2 separate regions of the Homo sapiens genome follow, and region 1 is linked to region 2. A link is a loop called in an ENCODE intact Hi-C map of the cell type or tissue named here. Cell type or tissue: sigmoid colon. All regions are shown on one strand. Region 1 overlaps LHFPL2 (LHFPL tetraspan subfamily member 2). Region 2 has its middle 6.1 kb from the start of AP3B1.

What was found. Hi-C counts contacts between places; a loop is a spot of excess contacts. Peaks named below come from ENCODE experiments on the same cell type or tissue, not always from the same donor. Only the 100,000 strongest peaks of a DNase experiment are listed, where the experiment ranks them.
Region 1: a loop joins it to region 2, with 2.5 times the contacts of the local background. A loop is called at or near these places in 3 of 110 quality-filtered maps.

The regions. Positions count from the first base shown.
Region 1 is chr5:78,503,650-78,506,149 of GRCh38, forward strand. All of the region lies in intron 4 of LHFPL2 (LHFPL tetraspan subfamily member 2), which reads right to left. Among named protein-coding and RNA genes, the nearest start is that of LHFPL2, 140 kb to the right of the region's middle. RefSeq lists an enhancer at 1,221-1,729. In sigmoid colon, no CTCF peak of the experiment used is centred here; DNase peaks (open chromatin) are centred at 553 and 1,372; H3K27ac peaks cover 1,461 bases.
Region 2 is chr5:78,299,570-78,302,069 of GRCh38, forward strand. No RefSeq gene overlaps it. Among named protein-coding and RNA genes, the nearest start is that of AP3B1, 6.1 kb to the left of the region's middle. In sigmoid colon, a CTCF peak has its summit at 1,162; no DNase peak of the experiment used is centred here.

The sequences.
Region 1 (2,500 bases), 200 kb after region 2:
ATCGAGCCATTGCACTCCAGCCTGGGCAATAAGAGCGAAACTCCATCTCAAAAACAAACAAACAAACACAGGTCCCCATCTCTAGAGATACTAAATTAATACCTGCTTGGTCCACTTGCTTTTCAGCAGTCATTTTTTTATTTATGATATGGTTGAATTCTTCATTCCCTTTATATATTATTTATTTTATATTTCTTTTGCTTCTCTATGGTACAGTTTGTGAAATGATGACTCTCTAATACAGCCTGGAAGCAGAACTCAGCAAGTTGTAGACCTGCGTCTACAGGTCTCTGCACATAGTAGGCATCCAATACAAGTGCCTAGGACTGAAATTGAATTCTGACCTACCTTCTCATAACATGTCTGCATTTTTTTTACTTTTTACCAAGGGACTACTAAAGGCTGATGAATTAGGAAATGTGTCCTATCAGTGGTATTTTAAAACTGATTCAGACACGGAACTGTTGGACCTGACTTCTGGTGGAGCATCATCTGTCTGGACAGCCAGAAACCAAGAGCCTCCCTTTGGCAGCCAGAAGTCCTCAGGGCCTTGTGCTCACCAGGAACAAAAGGAAGGGCTGTTCCCTCTACTCTCCCCATGCCTCTTTGAGGGTGTTCTGAAGGTGGGCAACCAAGGTCACACCACCCCAGAGAAAGCCCGGTGACTTTTTCAGGAGAAAAATTCTGAGGCAGGGCTCCATGTGTGCCAGGCATCTCCGTCCATCTCCCTATGCTTCCCAAGCCCCTGTTCTGATTTCTCTCCTCTCAGTGGCTGACCTTGTCTTTTGGGCCTGAGAGTGAATGAGTAGGGCATGAGATCAGTCATGGGGTTGGGCTATGGTCATAACCTTGATGCTTAAGGTGATTTTTTACCCTGTGTAAAAAGCAGTAAGAATACCAAATCCTGGAGAGTGATCAGCTGCATTTCGTATGCCCACCCATACTTCCATGCATCAGATTTATGACAAAAGCAATTATATAAGCAGCAAAGGCAAAACCCCCACGTGTCTGTCTCTGCTTTTCCTTTTATTGCTTTTTTTCATGTTGTCCTCTTTCACCCTCAATCATTGCTCACTTCCAAGAAGGCTGAGCCTGCATACACCAGGCCCTTCACCGCCACTGCCAGCGCCATTCCCACGACCACACACCCTTCACCCCAGCCCTGCAGAGGCAGGGTTCAGCCCCAGGGCAATCTATCTGGTCAGACTGGTGGGGCAGCTTGCTAAGGCTGTCCTGCTGGACTGAGACCCATGCAGGCAGAGGGCTGGAGGGAGTAGAGTGTGAGAGCCAGCCCAGCATAAAGGGAAGACTGGAAGATAGCAGGCAGCTGGCCGGTGGCTCATGCTTATGGCAGTCCCTGTGGAATAGGCCCAGCCAGCACAAGTGAGCCAAATCCTGAGCTCAGTTTAATGGCTTCGGTCCCAAACCTGAGTCACTGGGGATTCCATGGACTTCTAAGAGAGCCCTACACGCATTTCCAAAAACAAACTGCTTGATGTTGTCATGGAAAACCTGGATCTTTGCATTCTATGGTTTCACGATGGATTACATCCAGGTCACAACCTAAGGAAGACAGCTGGCAAAAAGCCAACCCTGCTGGCTGATCACCCGGCTTTTGTAATGAATCCCAGAGGGATGCAAACTGATGTGTGTTGCTGCCTCTGCCAAGTCCTTGGACAAGTTCTCACCTCATGAAGACTAATCAACCTGTGATTTACTCCGCCAGGAGAATCTCAGAAGCCACCTGCAATCAACACTCAACGGCTAGAAGCTGCCTCCAGAAAGAGAAGGAATGGAAAATGTGTGTGTCAGGGGAAGGGGAGGGGGAGGAAGGAGCTCTGTTTTCTTGTCAATTTGACTGCTCTCTCCTGCCTTTTAAAAAAATGATCTGAGGACACCCCTGGTTACACCAAAGCCACAGGACTGCTGTGCACCCTGAGCTCCAACACAGGCAGGCTCTTAAGGACAGGGAAGGCCCCTACACACTGTATTTGTGTTTGATTGGAACAGAGTAAGGTCAATTCTAAAAGCTACAAGATATCCCTGTTCCGTAGAATGCAACAAATCCGGGAAACAAATAATATACTAAAACTTGCCAAGAAAGCAGAAATACTTTGATAATGATTCTATAGCTACCATTTATTATTTACTGTGTGTTAAGCACTATGCTTAAGCCTTTCTCATATATTATCTAACTTAATCCTCAGAACAGTCCTGAGGTATAAACCTATTGTTATGCCCATTTTACAAGTGAGAAAACTATGGTTCAGAAAAGTGAGGCAAATTGGTCCGTGTTTCACAGGCACATTCAGGTGAGGCCTGAACCCTCATTACTGAGTGAGTGCTGAATGTCAAGGACATGTGCACAGTATTTAGAAAGTATCAGCCGGGTGTCCACCTAATGGTGCCCTGAAGGCAGATCCTGCTATCTGGATTCACATAACAGGCAATGATTATATTTCATTACTGCTTAAGTTAGCCCAGAGTTTGGGATTTCCAT
Region 2 (2,500 bases):
TCACTGGATCATGGAGGTGGTTTCCCCCATGCTGTTCTCATGACAGTGAGTGAGTTCTCATGAGATCTGATGGTTTTATAAGGGGCTCTTACCCCTTCATTCTCTCTCTCTCCTGCCACCTTGTGAAGCAGGTGCCTTCTTTCCCCTCCACCATGATTGTAAGTTCCCTGAGGCCTCCCCAGCCATGCAGAACTGTGAGTCAATTAAATCTCTTTTCTTTACAAATTACCCAATCTAGGGTAGTATCTTTGTAGCAGTGTGAAAACAAAATAATACAGTAAATTGGTACCAGTAGAGTGGGGTACTGCTATAAAGACAAACTGAAAATGTGGAAGTGACTTTGAAACTAGGTAACAGGCAGAGGTTGGAGCAGTTTGGAGGGCTCAGAAGAAGACAGGAAGATATGGGAAAGTTTGGAACTTCCTAGAGATTTGTTGAATGGTTTTGACCAAAATGCCGATAGTGATGTGGACAATGAAGTCCAGGGTGAAGTGGTCTCAGATGGAGATGAGGAACTATATTAGTCTGTTCTCATGCTGCTAATAAAGACATACCTGAGACTGGGCAATTTATAAAGTAAAGATGTTTAATGAACTCACAATTCCTCATAGCTCAGGAGGCGTCATTCATGGCAGAAGACGAAGGAAGAGCAAAAGGACATCTTACGTGGTGGCAGACAAAAGAAAGCTCCTGCAGGGAAACTCCCCTTTATAAAACCATCAGATCTCTTGAGATTTATTCACTATCACCACAACAGCACAGGAAAAACCTGCCCCCATGATTCAATTACCTCCCACTGGGTCCCTCCCACAACACATGGGGATTATTATAATTCAAGATGAGATTTGGGTGGAGACACAGAGCCAAACCATATCAGGAATTTATTGGAAACTGGAGCAAAATCACTCTTACTATGCTTTAGCAAAGAGACCAGTGGCATTTTGCCCCTGCCATAGAGATGTGTGAAACTTTGAACTTGACAGAGATGATTAGGGTGTCTGACAGAAGAAATTTCTAAGCAGCAAAGTGTTCAAGAAGTGACAGAACATAAAAGTTTGGAAAATTTGCAGCGACACCATGTGGTAAAAAAGAAAAACCCATTTACTCATTTTCTGGGGAATAATTCAAGCTGCTGCAGAAATTTGCATAAGTAATGAGGGGCCAAAATGTTAATTGTTAAGACACTGGGGAAAATGTTTCCAGGGCATGTCAGAGGTCTTCACAGCAGCTCCTCCCATCACAGGCTCTGAGGCCCAGGAGGAAAAAATGGCCCCACTGCTCTGTGCAGCTTCAGGACTTAGTGCCCTGCTTCCCAGCCACTCTAGCTCTAGCCATGGCTAAAAGGAGCCAAGGAACAGTTCAGGCTGTTTCTTCAAAGGAAGTAAGCCCCAAGCCTTGGCAGCTTCCGTGTGGTGTTGGGCTTGTGGGTGCATAGAAGTCAAGAATTGAGGCCTTGGAACCTCTGCCTAGATTTCAGAGGATGTATGGAAATGCCTGGATGTCTATACAGAAGTCTGCTGCAGAGGCAGAGCCCTCATGGAGAATTTCTGCTAGGGCAGTACAGAAAGGAAATGTGGGGTTGGAGCCTACACACAGAGTACCCACTGGGGCATTGCCTAGTGGAGCTGTGAGAAGAAAGCCATCACCCTCCAGACCCCAGAATGATAGATCCACCTACAGCTTGCACCATGCACCTGGAAGAGCTGCAGGCACTCAATGCCAGCTGATGAAGGAGCTTCCCAAGGCCATGGGAGCCCACCCCTTGCATCAGCATGTCCTGGATGTGAGACTTGGAGTCAAAGGAGATTATTTTAGCGCTTTAAGATTTAATGGCTGCCCCACTGAATGTCGAACTTGCATGGGGCCTCCACTCCCTTTGTTTTTGATTTTACAGGCTCATAGGCAGAAAGAACTTGCCTTGTGTCAGATAAGACTTTGGACTTGGACTTTTGAGTTAATGCTGAAATGAGTTAAGACTTTGGTGGACTGTTGGGAAGGCATGATTGGGTTGAAATGTTAAAAAGACATAAGATTTGGGAAGGAGCAGGGCTGCAATGATATGGTTTGGCTCTGTGTCCCCACCCAAATCTCATCTTGAATTGCAATCTCCATAATCTCCATGTGTCGAGAGAGGGACCTGGTTAGAGGTGATTGGATCATCGGGGTGGTTTCCCCCATGCTGTTCTCATGATAGTGAGTGAGTTCTCACAAGATCTGATGGTTTTATAAGGGGCTCTTCCTCCTTCACTACCTCTCGCTCTCTCTCTCTCTCTCTCTCTCCTGCCACCTTGTGAAATAAGGTGCCTGCTTCCCCTTCAGCCATGATTGTAAGCTTCCTGAGGCCTCACCACCCATACAAAACTGTGAGTCATTTAAACCTCTTTTCTTTATTAATTACCCAGTCTCAGGTAGTATCTTTGTAGCAGTGTGAAAATGGACTAATACAGATATAGATAAATAGACAGATTACGTTAAAATACCTCCACAAAATATACAAAGT